Regions from separate parts of the Homo sapiens genome. Here region 1 is linked to region 2. Evidence: chromatin loops called from intact Hi-C (ENCODE). Cell type or tissue: endothelial cell of umbilical vein. All regions are shown on one strand.

Region 1 (8,000 bases), 380 kb after region 2:
GATTGTAAGTTTCCTGAGGCCTCCCCTGCCATGTGTCCTTATAACCTGCAGAACTGTGAGCCAATTAAACCTCTTTTCTTTATCAGGTATTTATAGGCAGTGTGCAAAGTGACAAATATACAACCCCACAAAGCAACTCGAGTATTATTCCAAGTGCCTTCATGTCTCACTCTGAAAATGGAGCCAACACTGCACGCTGAAGCATCTCCTTTGGTAGTGGACTGAACCTAATGCATGCCTGGTAAGTGGCTACTGCTGATGAAAGGCAGGGTTCTCACTACTTCCTATTTAACAGAAAACCACCTCTGGGAAGCTCTGTGTAGAATTCATGAAAACCTATGGTGAATCAGAAGGAAAAAAGCCACTTGCAGCAAGACACTCTTCTTTTACCTGAATTTCTATATCTTCCCCCAAGGCACCTGGCAAAGCCTGTCCATGAGTAGGGTCCACAGCAGACCAGTCATCATGGTGGAGGAGATCTCATGGGTGGAACTTCTGACAACTGGATGGACACCCTTTGCTTAGATGTTAGAATTCTGATAACCAAACACATACCATGAAGAAACCAAACAGACCTAACAGTTCTCAGTAAGATAGCAAGGAAGAAAAGATGCTAACTAGCTAAGAATTACAAAGGCACACATACCTCAACAAAGGACTCTCCATGAGTTTTAGCTTTTGCTTCACCTGTTCAATCTCTGAATACAATTTTAACCCTTCAACCATGGAGATATTTTCCTGCTCAGAGCTACAATTTGCCAAACTGCTTCTCAGATTAAAAAATTTGCTGTAACTCTCCTCACATTGAGACAACAGATTGTGGTAGTCACGTCCTGAAGGAACTCAGTTTTCAAGAATGTCATAATCCCTGAGAGTTTAAAAGCAAACTGAAATCCATTGCCTTTCAGACACATTTTTTCTCATTAAGAAAGCCCATGGAGTCCTCAAAGACCCACTAAGAAAAGTGCTTTATAACTCAGGTACATGTTAAGTCTCTCTGAATAGTACTCTAAGTGGTAACTGTTGAAAGTTTCAAACACCACTTCATTGAAGTCATTAATTTTTCTTCTTTTGAGGAATTGTTTTTTCTTAGATCCAAACATTTGTGCTTTAGAATTACCTAAAGTTCATATTGTACAATTTGTAATCATTATTTAATAAGAAATTATTTTCTTCTCATATATTAGATTCAAAATCTTAATAAGGAGTGGGTGGCAAGGGCCAACTGGGGAGTAGGGGTATAGAGGGAAGTAAATTGTTTCACAATGGTTAAGACTGCCATGTTTTTCAGAGATCTGAATGTGATTTTAAAATGTTTTAAAAGATTACCATATTTATAGGATCAAAAATTAGAAATGACTCAAACTGTCTAGTCCTTCCTTACATTTAAAGCACTATATAGGCACAAAATTATGTTGAATATTCCCAGAGAAAGACCAGGGGATTTCAAAAAAATAAACCTTTGAGATTTTGAGGGGAAAAAAATGCTGTCATTATTAGAGAATGATTAACACAAAATAACCTTGTACTGGACCACCTTACTGGCACTTGAAATTTATTCATTTACATAAATTCTCAAATATAATGACAGAACAAAAAGTATGTCTCAATGTAATAAAATAATTTATAAATGTACAGTCAATAGATATTAAATTAATGGGTTTAACAATAAAATAAAATATTGCCATTACCTGTAGTTTTAAAATAATTGCTTTATTTTTCAGTTAAATGTATATCAACTAGCTGTGCCTTAGGTTAGAGCTTCTCAATTCTGATGAATATTAGAATCACCTAGGATCTTTCAAAAATACAGATGCTCAGGCCAACATCCAGAGCAATAAAAACGGGCCTCTGAAAGTGGAGAGGTATTTTTTAAAGTTCCCCAAGCATGTAATGTGTAGCCAAGGTTGAGAACTATTGTCTTAGATTATTATTTTTTTAACTTCGTCATGCTCTTAAGAAGATGGGGGGAGGGGAGAAAGCTGAACAAAATCCTAATTCATATCAAATTATGGTGAACACTCAATATTTAAAATGAACAGAAGATTTTATTTTCTTGCTTTTCCAAGTAAATGGATTGGGTAAAGCTTGAAAAAGTAAGGATTTTGTCTACTTTGGTTATCCACACTCATTTAAAGATACTCTAGAAATCTACTTTGCAAATAAGAAATTACGAACCAAACCACTGGTCTATTAAGTTGCGAAGATTAAGACTAAAATTTTAAAATAAGTTTCTTAGCATTTCCAATATCCATGCAAGTTAGCTTATTTCTTCTCATTAGATTGATACTTTACAGTCTAGAACCAGTGAACCAACATCATCTTCAGACCCCTAAGTTCTGAAGTAGTGTGTTTTGAATTAGAAAGGAAAAATATTTGCCACATGGTGCAAAATCAAGACAGTGATTTGATCTTGCCTGCTGATAGCTCTACTCCTATCTTAGCCCAGGAACCTTTTTAGAGTCTGCATACATGTGATAACATTCCAGTTTCTCCATCAAGTGCCACAGTTTCTTCTCCGTAACTAAAGACAATTCCTCCCTTATGCTGTCCCATCTGCCAGTGATGTACAAGGCATGTATGGAGATCATTACTTGTCCACACATGCAAGGCTCTCAAATCAGAATACAATTTTTTTTGTCCACATACAGATCAAATTTGCCAGATATGCATTATATTTACCTACCATTACATTCTACTTCAATCAAAACCAATCACTGCTCTTTAAGAGCAAGTGTATCAAACCTAGAAAATATTCAAGCTTTTTGATGTTCTGGGATTGTACTGAACACACTATAGAAAAATAGGAAATGCACAATAGAAAAATTAGAAAGGTAGAAATCACAGTCAACTTATGAAAGCTGAAATCAGACATACATAATTGTAAACCAGGTAGAACCATTAACCAGATTTTCATTTTTTAAAAAATTTTGTTATTATTTACTATTTAAACCAAGAGAAACTTACTAAATCAAATCAAACTGCATGAAAATGTAAAGGCCTTGTCTTATATAATGTCAAATCATCTTTCACATAGGAAAAACAAATTACCTTCTACAATTCTTTTTAGTGTGAGTTCTAATTTTATTGCAGCATTGCCTGTTAATTTACTGCTCAGGAATACAGGAGAAAATTACTGGTCTTACAGCACCATCTAGTGGAAAGATAAGTGTCGCATGTAACAAGATCAGCATAGAACAACTACTTAATTTAGGTTGCATGATTAATTTTGGTATTTTTGAACGGAAAAGCTTTTCCTTGTCAAAATATGATAAATTAGAAGAATGCGTTTAGGTATTTTTGATTCATCTGTTAGTTTAACCTAGTATGTTTTACTATAGGAACTTAGAGTAAAGCCATATACTTTAAAAAAAAAGTATTATTTAAGTTTCAAGCAAAAAAGTCTCTATAATGCAAATAAGTTCTTTGTTTTTCAAACAATTGTCATTAAATAGATGTTCACAAACCTCCTGATTTTAGGCTTAGTTTATAAACAGTTAAAGCAGGTTTCTCTGCACTTGTTCGTTTCATTTAATAACTTGAAAAGGGGCTGCACTATTTGTATATTGGTCTATTTCTGTCTATAGGCCCTTGGAGTAAGAGTATGTGCGTGTGTATGTGTGTGTGTATGTGTGTGTGTGCGTGCATTGCGCATGTGTGTGTCTCACAAAGGTAAAATTAAGCCATGGTAACTATTTTTTCAATATGTACAAGGTCAGTAATAAACACAATCTCAATTGAGGTTTAACACGTCTGACAAAACAATCATATGCATCATCCTTTTCTTCATCCCAACTCTTCCAAATGTTCTGGTAGAAAAACCTGAAAAATAACTTAATATCATTCAAATTTAATCACTGGCTCCAAATGTTAGGATTCTGGAGGGATGAGAGCTAAAGAATAAATCAAAGCAATTCTCATATCTCAGAGAATGCTGCATATTTGCTATGGTTATCAGTTGAGTCACACAAGATAAAGACCTTCTTTGAATCAGCTAGAGGGGTTTTTCTATAACACTCATTTTTTTAAAACTTTCTTTTTATCAGAAGTAGTATTTATTGACCATCTCTAACTGGGCAGGTAGTAGTTCCATTTGTTGAGATAGAAAACACTGGGAGAGAAACAGGTTTGGGGTTCAAAATGAAGAGTTGTGTCTTTGCCATGTTCAGGCTGAGATGCCTATCTGACCTCCCAGTAATGACGTCAAATGTACAGAGAAATATACAAGCCCAGAGATCCAGGGAAAGGTCAGGGCTAGAGACATAAATCTGGGAGGTGTCAGCATATTAATAGTTTTAAAGCAGTAAATGAGATCATCTAGGGACATAATATAAAGCAGCAGTTCTCAACCCTGGTTGCACATTAGGGTCCCCCGGGATACTTTAAAAAATTGATTCCCTATCCCAGACCAATAAATCAGATATCTGCGGAGGGAAGGGGGTTAGCATTCACATGTTTTTTAAAGCTCTCTAAGCACTTTAACAAATTTTTATTACAAAAAATTCTAAACATACAACAGATAAAATAGTATCATGAATATCATGTATCCATCAGCCAACTTCAAGAATTACCCACTTGGGAGAAATCTTATTTCATCTCTACCTCACCAACCTACCCTCTGCTCCTCTCCTCTCATCATCCTGACCCTGGCTTATTTTGAAGCAAATCTCAGATGTATCAAATCATTCACAAATTTTTAGTATGTAGCTCTAAAATAAATCCTTATGCCAAAAAAGTTTTAATTTCTTAATATTACCAAATATCCAGTCAGTACTCAAATTTTCCTAATTTTCTCTTTTGCTGTTGTTGTTTTACAGTTGACTTGTTCAAATTAGGATCCAAACAAGGCCAGCTGTGGCCCTTAATGGATGCGTCTCTTAAATCACTTTTATTCTATACATTACCCCTTGCTCTTTTTACCCTTGTAATTTATTTAATAGTTTCACACACACTGAATTTTGTTGATTACTTATCCATGGGGTCATTTAACATGTTTTTCTGTTTCTTTCCTTTCTAGTAAACTGATAGTAAGATCTAGAGCTTGATGGGCTTCAGGAAAGACTTTTTGGCAGGAATACTTCAAGTGAGGTATGATGTACTTGCATCGGGAAGCACATATAGCAAGTCCTCTAATATCAGCCTTTCATTGAATGCCTTTCACTATATAAGGGAATAAACATCAATTCCTGGCCATAGTCGCAGTCTGTGTGGAGTTTTCATGTTTTTCCTATGTCTGCATGGGTTTTCTACAGGTACTCTGGCTTCCCACATCATAAAGATGTGCATACGAAAGATGAGCATGCTAGCTGAACTGGTGTGTCGACATCGTCCCAGTCTGAGTGTGGGTGTGAGTGCACCCTGGGATGAAGTGGCATTGTGTCTCATGCTGGTTCCTATCTTGCACCCTAAGCTGCCATGATAGGTTTTGGCCACCTGCATCCCTGAACTGGAATAAGCAGGTTGGAAAATGAAAGAATGAATATGAATTATTGTCAAATAAAAAATCTTAAATTAGACAATAATCATACAAATGCACAACAATAAACAATGCAGTATAAAATCACTCAGCGAGTCCATCAAGTTGGTGACGGTTTGAACCACGTGGTGGTAAAGGGTACTCCTTACAATTTTTACTTTGCCGACATTTATTCCTCAATTTGACCAACCACCACCATGACTGCCGTGACTCACTGATTCACCAAAAATTGGGTAAATAATTATTTTGTTTTTATAATCTTTCTTATATGTATACAGGATTCACATTTATTTCAATGTTCAAGATTAAAATTGTTTTTGGTCTTTATTTAGAAGTTTGGTGATGTTTTTGTGACCAGAAATAGGCCATAGGAACTTTAACTTTTGTTTGTATCTATTAGCCTATGGTAACATTGGTTTTGTAATTTCGCTTAAAGTTGAAGTTTCCAAGAACCTGTCGACAACAGTAAGTGAAGACTTCTATAACGCCTAGCCATCTCTTTTTGTGAGGTTAAGACTGATCAATGGATTCAGGTGTTGTCAGCCTGATTCACCCACTATGAAGTTCTCTATTAGTTTTTCACCTAAAGATTACAGCAGTCATTGAGGATCACTGCCTACAACCTTTATTTCATTAGTGGTTACAAAATATGGATATTCTATCATTCCTTCTTCATGTAGTGGTTGGATGTGTCTATAAGGAAAATCCCCAAGTTATTATAATGTGGTTCCAAGGTAGAGTAGATGAGAAAAAGAAGAGTAATAGGATTGATCCCTTGGTAACTCGAACACTCTAAAAAGTTAGAGCATGAGAGAAGAGCTAGGCAAGATGACTAGAAAACCAAGCCGGTGAGACACCAAATGAATAGTGCTGTCGTAGAGGCTGAGAGGAGAGTGTGTTAAGATGGGAATGGAGGAGGCAGAGCAAGGTAGTGGAAAAGAAGGCTCCTCTGATCATTCTCTGTGCAAGGACACCAATTTAACAACTATCCAGTTCTTTGGTAAGAACTAAAAATCACGTGAGCACCTATAGCACCTGGTTTTAACTTCATATCACTGAAAAGAGGCATGGAAGAGATAGAAAAAACAGTCTTGAATCGCCGATGCCACCCCTCACCCACCATCCTGTGTGGTACAGAGAGCATATCTGGGTGCTGCAGGAGGGAGAGCACTGCAATTGTAAGGCATTAAACTGAGCTGTCCTGCCACAGCAGAAAGGAAAACTAGACCAAACTCAGCTGACACTCACCTATGGAGGCGGCATTTAAACCAGCCCCAGCCAGAGCGGAATCACTCATCCCAGCAGTCCAAACTTGAGATCCTGCAAACCTTGCCACTGAGGGCTAAAGCACTTTGTGTCTCTAAGTAAACTTGACAGGCACACTAGGCCATAAGGACTGCGACTCTTAGGTGAGTCCTAGGGCTGAACTGGGCCCAGAAACACAGAGACACAGTGGACTTGGTGGGGGCACACAACCTACTGAGACATCAGCTGGGGTGTCTACCGGAGTGCTGGCATCACCCCTCCCCTAAACCCAGACTGCACAGCTCACAGCTCTAAAGGAGACCCCATCCCTCCACTTGAGAAGAGGAGGGGGAAGAGTGGGGAGGTCTTCATCTTCCATCTTGGATACCAGCTCAGCCACAGCAGGATAGGTCACCAGCCAGAGTTGTGAGGCTTCCCCATGCCGCATTCCAGGCCCTAACTCCCAACCCCCAATGACATTTCTAGACACATCCTGGGTTACAAGGAACCCACTGCTTTGAAGGAAAGGACCCAGTCCTGCCAGCATTCATCGCCTGCCAACTGAAGACCCCTTGGACCCTGAATAACCAGCAGCTATACCCAGGTACTACGTCAAGGGCCTTGATGAGCCACTGAGACTTGCTGGCTTCAGGGGAGACTCAGCACATTCCCAGCTGTGGTGGGCCACAGGCCAAGTCTCCTTCAGCTTGAGAAAAGCAGAGGGAAAAGTAAAGGGGACTTCGTCTCTCACCTTAGGTACTAGCACAGCCACAGCAGGGTAGAGTACCCAGCGGGCTATTAGTGTCCCTAATTCTGGGACTTGATTCTTGAATGGCATTTCTGGACCTGTCCTGGGTCAGAGGGAGGGAAGCCCACTGCCCTGAAGGGTGAGTCCCAGGCCAGGCAGCATTCACCACCAACTGAGTCGAGAGACCTGGGGCCTTACAGGAACATCAGCAATAGTCTGGCAGTAGTCCTTGTGGCCTGGGATGGTGGTAGCTACAGGGTGAGGCTCCTCTGCTTTTGGAAAGCGGACAGAAGAGTGGGAAGGACTGCATCTTGTGGTTTGAGTGTCAGCTCAGCCACAGTACAACAGAACACCAGGTAGACGTCTAAGGCTTTGACTCTAGTCCCTGACTTCAAGATGACACCTCTGGATCCACCTGGAGCCTGGGGGACCTCATCACCCTGAAGGGAAGGACACAGGCCTGGCTGGCTTTGTCACTTGCTGACTGTTAAGCCCCAGGTTCTTGAGCAAACATAGGCAGTAGCCAGGATG
Region 2 (8,000 bases):
CTCTGCAGTAGCTGATCATGTTTTACATCTGTGGGTTGATCTTGAAGACGTGGGCTTATCAATATATCTTGTCAACAGTGGGCATTCATTTAAATAAAATCAAAAACTGCAGGCAAAGTTGCCAGAACTGGCAATTTATAGGGGCATTTTCACTCCAGGAGAACTAAAAATAAGCTACTGTTGAGTTTGGATTGCATTTTTATCCACATATAAATAGCTTTGGTAGGTCACAGTCGAGGCAACATTGCTAAGGAACTCTGCAGTGTCTCCTCAAATTGTCAGGCCACTATCTTAAAAGACAGGCAGCTAGTCTATAGCAATTGTGTGGAAACCCTCCAGCTTTTACTTAGATCCCCAGCTGCTGCTTCAGATAATTAGATGGGAAAACTTGCCCTCTGAGACAGGTAAGGATGATGGAGTTTTCCGGCAGCGAATTGCATGGCAAATCTGGGCAAGAGCTCCCTTCCAAAGTATCTGGTAACTGAGAGGAAACTCATTTAGAATTTCTGTCATGCAGAGTTTTCAAAAAAGACTTGGGGAAAGCCGTGCAAACCTGCAAAGATGATATTTGTATCTCCAGGCTGGAAAAGTACCCTTTTATCTAGTGATGGCCATGCTGGCTTCTCTGTAAGCACTCACGAATTGCTTTTCGATTTTCATCCAGAATTATAACATCTGCGTACCGTGCCCCACCAACCCAAGTAAATATGAACTGTGAATACATCCCACCTTCATATCACAGTTCAGCCGTTCTTAGCATTCATTCTTTTACTCGTTAAACACTTGCTAAGCCCTTACTAATGCTTCCCTCCCACTGTGCCTGGGCGGGAGGCACGCTGAGATGATGCCCTGCCCTCCAGGTCTGAAGGAGGTGTGGCATAAGGAAGAGTATAACTGAAAAAGAAGATTCAAAGCACAGCAAGTAAGAGCTTCACCAACTACTTGCTTCGTGCACTTGGCCAGTGACTTAAACTCCCTGAGCTTCAGTTTCCTCACTTCTACAGTAGAGGTGATGGCAGAACCTGCCACTTAGAGATGCTACAATCTATGTAAATTCTTCAGGATCTAGCCACACTATTGTAAGCAGTTAGGGAAACCAAATATTTTACCCCAAAATATATTTTTGAAATAATTTGAGATGGCTGTTCAGAGATCTGGCAAACAGAAGTCTCCCTGCAAAGCTGTCTTCTGTGGGGGGAGATTTGCATCTGTAGGGAAGCTGCACTGATACTGCGAGTTTTTCTCTGAGGCCTCCCCTTGTCCTTGTCTGGATCTAGGAAAGATTCACTGAGATCATGACACCTTTTAAGGTCTAAAAAAGACATCTACCACCTACCCTCTCTGAGGGCAGCCACCTGTGAGGTTTTAGCTACTTAACAAGCCTACCTATGCTAGCCAGGCCTCATCTTCTCCCCCTCCCATCACCTGTTTTACCACCATAATTTGTTTTGCCGCAATCCAAGCCCCAATTATTTTTATTTAATTTCAATTTTCATTTTAGATTCAGGGGATGTAGCATGATTGAACCCATCACCCAGGTAGTGAGCATAGTTCCCAATATACAGTGTTTCAACCCTTGCCCCCCTTCCCTTCCCTTCCCTTGTAACGTCCCCAGTGTCTGTCGTTCCCATCTTTATGTCAATGAGTGCCTGATGTTCAGCTCCCACTTATAAGTGAGAATATGCAGTATTTGGTTTTCTGTTCCTGCATTAATAGGCTTAGGATAATGGCCTCCAGCTGCATCCATGTTGCTGCAAAGAACATGACTTTCGTCTTTTTTATGGCTGTGTAGTATTCTACGGTATATATGTACAACATGTAAATCCACAAATGTAGATTTCTTTATCCAATCCACAGTTGATGGCAAGTCCCATTTTTTTCTGTAGCCTCAAGATGGCATGTAAGCTTCTGAACCCCTTTGGGAGGTAGGAGTCCTTACTCTGTGTTTTTCTCCCTGTGTGCACATTAACACATTTATATGCCTTTTCTCCAATTAGTCTGACTTTTGTGGGTTGATTTTTTTCTTTGCAAACCTTCCGATATAGCTGTGTCCCCAACTAAATCTCATCTTGAATTCCCAGGTGTTGTGGGAGGGACCCGGTGGGAGGTAAATGAATCATGGGGGCAAGTCTTTCCTGTGCTGTCTTCATGATAGTGAATAAGTCTCATGAGATCTGATGGTTTTAAAAATGAGAGTTTTTTTGTGCAAGCTCTCTCTTTGCCTGCTGCCATCCACGTAAGACGTTACTTGCTCCTCCTTGCCTTCCACCATGATTGTGAGGCTTCCCCAGCCATGTGGAACTGTAAGTCTAATTAAACCTCTTTCTTTTGTAAATTTCCCAGTCTCAAGTGTGCCTTTATCAGCAGCATGAAAACAGACTAATGAGCATTAGACAGACTAATGTTCATTAGAACAGTAAATAGGCACCAGTGCAGTGGAGCACTGCTGAGAAGATACCCGAAAATGTGGAAGTGACTTTGGAACTGGGTAACAGGCAGAGGTTATAACAGTTTGGAGGATTCAGAAGACAGGAAGATGTGGGAAAGTTTAGAACTTCCAAGAGACTTGTTCGATGGGTTTGACAAAAACGCGGATAATGATATGAACAATAAGTTCAAAGTTGAAGTGGTCTCAGATGCAGATGAGGAACTTGTGGGGAACTGAAGCAAAAATGACTCTTGCTATGTTTTAGCAAAGAGACTGGCAGCATTTTGCACCTGCCCTAGAGATTTTTGGAACTTTGAACTTGAGAGAGATGATTAGGGTATCTGGCAGAAGAAATTTCTAAGCAGCAAAGAATTCAAGAGGTGACTTGGGTGCTGTTAAAGGCATTCAGTTTCAAAAGGGACACAAAGCATAAAAGTTTGGAAAATTTGCAGCCTGACAATGCAATATAAAAGAAAATCTTTTTTTCTGAAGAGAAATTCAAGCCATCTGCAGAAATTTGCATAAGGAGGAGCTGAATGTCAATCCCCAAGACAATAGGGAAAATGTCTCCAGGGCATGTCAGAGGTCTTCACATCAGCCCCTCCCATCACAGGCCTGAAGGCCTAGGAGGAAACAGTGGTTTCATGGGATGGGCCCAGGGTTCCTATGCTGTATGAAGCATAGGGACTTGGTGTTTGTGTCCTCGCCACTCCAGCCATGACTGAAACGGGCCAATGAAGAGCCTGGGCCATGGCTTCAGAGGGTGCAAGCCTCAAGCCTTGGCAACTGTCAAGAATTGGGGTTTGGGAACCTCTGCCTAGATTTCAGAGGATGTACGGAAACGCCTGGATGTCCAGTCAGAAGTTTGCTGCAGGGGTGGGTCCCTCATATAGAACCTCTGCCAGGGCAGTGTGGAAGGAAAATATGGGGTCAGAGTCACCACACAGTGTTTTAACTAGGGCACTTCCTACTGGAGCTGTGAAAAGAGGGCCACTGTCCTCCAGAACCCAGAATGGTAGATCCACTGACAGCTTACACTGTGGGCCTGGAAAAGCCAAAGACACTCAACACCAGCCTGTGAAAGCAGTTGTGAGGGAGGCTGTACCCTGCAAAGCCACAGAGGCAGAGCTGCTCAAGGCCATGTGAGCCCACCTCTTGCATCAGCATGACCTGGATGTGAGACATGGAGTCAAAGGAGATCATTCTGGAGCTGTAAGACTTAACTGCCCCACTGGATTTTGGACTTGCATGAGGCCTGTGTCCCCTTTGTTTTGGCCACTTTTTCCCATTTGGAATGGCTGTATTTACCTAATCCCTGTACCCACATTGTATCTAGGAAGTAACTAACTTGCTTTTGATTTTACAGGCTCATAGTCAGAAAAGACTTACCTTTTCTCAGATGAGAATTTGGACTGTGGACTTTTGAGTTAATGCTGAAATGAGTAAAGGCTTTGAGGGACTATTGGGAAGCCATGATTCATTTTGAAATGTGAGGACATGAGATTTGGGAGGGGCTGGGGTGAAATGATACAGCTTGGTTGTGTTCCCATCCAAATCTCATCTTGAATTTCCAGGTGTTGTGGGAGGGACCAGGTGAAAGGTAATTGAATCATGGGGGCAAGTCTTTCCCATGCTGTTCTCATGATAGTGAATAAGTCTCACTAGATCTGATGGTTTTAAAAATGGGAACTTTTCTGCACAAGCTCTCTCTTTTCCTGATGCCATACATGTAAGACATAACTTGCTCTTCCTTGCCTTCCACCCTGATTGTGAGGCTTCCCCAGCCACATGGAACTGTAAGTCCAATCAAACCTCTATCTTTTGTAAATTGTCCAGTCTTGGGTATGTCTATTTCAGCAGTGTGAAAACGGACTAACACACCTTCAGAAGTGGAGTTTTTCTCTTGGCCCCTAATAAACTGGAACTTCAAGGATTCAGCTGGGAAGGGGAATATTTCCAGGCACCCATGGTTACACAGCTGGTGAGAAAATTCCCAAAGGCTTTATGGAGTTCTGGCACTTTGGGTGAATCACTTCCTGGCCTCAGGACTCATTTCCTTATTATTTAGTTGTGGAAGTTGAATTAAAGTTGATTCCATCCAGCTCTTACTTTCTATTGTTTGACCTGAGTCATAAAAAATAGGATTTGGACTTGCAGAGATAAAAGAGAAAAGGATATTCCCAGAGGAGACTAGCAGGGAGTATTCTTTAATCAGAAACATCACCCTTGTTGACCACCATCTATAGAACATTTAATTCAGCAGTTGCTTCCTGAGCATCTACCATATACCCAGGAGAGATGTTCAAAATACTTAACAGCTAGGCGTGGGCCCCAATGGCCTAAGGAATGGATGCTGGCCAAGGTGCTGGGGCAGGGTCTAGGGACCTCTGCTGGGCCAGTGTTACCTAACAGGGGATCTTGATGAGGTCCTGGGATAGGAGCAGAGTGGCCAGGAAAAGAAGGGGGAGTATTACCATGGTAGCTCGGTGCAGTGACTTGTTACTAATAACATGTAAATTCTCACACTCCAATGTGTCAAAGTTGAGTAAAATTCAGCCCCTTTCCTCAGTCTCTCAAGCAAGCAATGCTCCCATGAGCCAGCAACTTCATCAGTGGGAATGACAATGAGTGACAAGGCCCAGTAGAGGCAGCCAGCCCACGAGAGGCAGGGGATTGACTCCCTCCAACTGCCAGGGAGGTGAGATCAGGCACAGTCTTCCTCTCAGGGGTCATTCCTAACCCAGACAGTGCTCAGGGGAAAGGACAGACATTTCCCTCTGTGCAGATCCAAGCGGTAGGCCGATTACCAGGGGCAGCTACCACAAATGTAAATACAGAGTGAAAAATGGAGGCAAGGCCAAATGAACGCTGGCAGGTCTAGGGTGATGGGCCTCCTGTGTCAGGAATCTTGCAACCGCCACCGGGGAGGGGTGTAATATAATAACAACAGTCAGAAGTGACATTGGCCATAAACCTCCAACACATGCCAGCTGAAAACCGGGCCTTAACAAGTCCAGTATTGATGCCCTGGACCTGACACTGTGTTAATACATTATCCAAATGCACTCTCTCATTTGATTATCAAACCACTCTGTGAGGAAGGTACTTTATTTTGTACTTTTTTTAGATGGAGATTTGCTCTTATCGCCCAGGCTGGAGTGCAATGGCACAATTTCGGCTCACTTGCAACCTCCGCCTCCCAGGTTCAAGCGATTCTCCCACCTCAGCCTCCCAAGTAGCTGGGATTACAGGTGCCCGCCACCATGCCCGACTAATTTCTGTATTTTTAGTAGAGACAAGGTTTCACCATGTTAGCCAGGCTGGTCTGGAACACCTGACCTCAGGTGATCTGCTCACTTTGGCCTCCCAAAGTGCTGGGATTACAGGCATCAGCCACCGCACCTGGCCGATGAAGGTACTTTATTATTTTCATATTAGAGAAGGAGAAACTAGGCCTTTGTAAGGCCAAAGCTTACAAAGCAAGTTAGAAGCTAAGCCAGAGCTTGCACTAAGGCCTGACTGACCCTGGGGTCTAGTCCTTAACCACAGTGCTGAGCCATCTTCTTAAACTTGCACAGTTAATGTGTAACTGAAACCACACCTACCCACGTGCTGGCTGACAAATTCCAGGTCCTTCAGGCAGCATGAATACTTCATCCTTGAAAATTTTTCTGGATCCTTAAATCAGACAAATGAACCCACAGTCCTCCTGCCCATGGAAGACACCATTAGCCTTCCCAATAAGGAAAATTACTGGGATGCTATTTTGACATACTGAGAGTTTTTCCCCCAGAATTTCATTGCATCTCATTCCTTTCTTCCTTTCCAACCATCAGGCCATTTCTTGTTAACTGCGTGGGAGAAAGTATAGAAGAATAAGAAAAAGCAAGGGAGCTGAAGTAGGCCCTACTGATGCTGCATCCATGCCCCTTCAGTCCTCGCCACTTCTGGGCATCCCTGTGCAACATCCAGCTGCCATGTCTGCATTCCTTTACCTTAGAACTTTCTCCTCCCAGACCCAAGGGAGGCCAATGTGCCAGAGAAATAACTTCTATAAGCAGCTGTCATCCAATAACTAATGCAAACTGGTAGATAAATACCCCAGCTCCCTCACCTGTCAGGTGAAATAACTTAGGGGCTTGTATTCCCCCTTTTTATAGAACAATGTTCTAAATTTGTTTCAAGTTTTAGATTCAAGGGGTACATGTACAGATGTATTACATGGGTATACTGCATGATGATGCGGTTTGGGCTTCTAGTGATCCCATTGTCCAAGTAGTGGGCCTAGCACTCAATAGGTAGTTTTCCAGCCCTTGCCTCCCTTCCTTCCTCCCCAGTGTCTATTGTTCTGCTCTTTGTGTCTCTGTGTACCCAATGCTCACCTCCCACTTATAAGTGAGAACGTGCAGTATTTGGTTTTCTGTTTCTGCCTTAATTCTCTTAGGATAATGGCCTGCAGCTGCACCCATGTCACTGGACAGGAAATGATTTTGTTCTTTTTCATGGCTGCAGGAGGCTTGCATTCTATGCCAGCTCTCAGAACTCCCCAGCAGGATTAAGCAGCCACTCACAGTGATTACTGGTTTGATGACACACATTTTGCTGGCTGCTTTCTCTGCCCTTCCCTACTTCTCTACCAGCACTTCCCAGAACCACCTCCCAAATAAACCTTCTCAGAGTCTGCTCCTAGGAGGAAGCCAGCCTAAGGCAGGAGTGATTTCTTCATTCTAAGTCTTAAAGTTTAAGCCCCAAGGAACTCAAAGCATAGAATAATGGCAATCAGAAACAACAGTGTTTCATTCTCAGAACTAGAAAAGATTCCTTGATTTTGGAGAAAGAAAGCCAGGATGCCAGGACCTTCAGACTTTCTGACAAAGTGATGCTTGTACTCTGCCACCACTTCCCCACCCCCTGTTCTGAGCCAAGTAGGGAGAAAAGCAGAAACTGCAGAGAGTTTGGGGGTCTCTAAGAGCAGATTGACCTGGCTTGGCCTCTCTAGTGGGAGCCAGGCAGGGGCCAGGAAACTGGAAAAAACATCAAGCTGCATGGGACGTCTAGGCTGACCATGCCAGGCAACCTCATGGAGCGCTCATGAGCACAAAAACTCCAAACACACAGAGGCTCAGAAGCAGGGCGCCCTCCAACCCATGGTGGAGGGATATGTTTCCCCATCTGCCCCAGATGGCAGGGGCTTGGCACAGGGCTTCCAAACAGATGACCAGATAGGTCACACATGTCTCATATCCTGGAGAGGACACCTGTGTGCCCGCCTCACACCTCGGCTGCACTCCTGAATTTGCAGTGGTTTTGATCCTCATCAGACTGACAGTATCCTGCCTAAGTGCACACTGAGCTTTTTCCTTTTCTGCACCGCAGCTTCTCCAACACTGCCAGCAGGGGAGGAGACAGGCAGGTGGGAACTCAGCCACAGGAACACAGGAGCAGCAGAGAAGTGCTGGGGAGATGTCCCATCCTCTAGACAAGCTTCCACCAACGGGAAAGAGAGCAGCTGGGAACATCGACCTCACATAAACAACTCCAAGAGGCCTTCGCCATATTCCTCAGAGCATCC

Evidence for each region. Peaks named below come from ENCODE experiments on the same cell type or tissue, not always from the same donor. Only the 100,000 strongest peaks of a DNase experiment are listed, where the experiment ranks them.
Region 1: it touches region 2 in a loop (6-fold over the local background); 10 of 110 quality-filtered maps call a loop at or near these places.

Annotation. Positions count from the first base shown.
Region 1 is chr19:28,707,348-28,715,347 of GRCh38, forward strand. It overlaps the pseudogene LOC100420587. Among named protein-coding and RNA genes, the nearest start is that of ERVE-5, 100 kb to the left of the region's middle. In endothelial cell of umbilical vein, a CTCF peak has its summit at 3,202 (motif pointing left); a DNase peak (open chromatin) is centred at 3,144.
Region 2 is chr19:28,326,551-28,334,550 of GRCh38, forward strand. No RefSeq gene overlaps it. Among named protein-coding and RNA genes, the nearest start is that of ERVE-5, 280 kb to the right of the region's middle. In endothelial cell of umbilical vein, no CTCF peak of the experiment used is centred here; a DNase peak (open chromatin) is centred at 4,541; H3K27ac peaks cover 1,175 bases.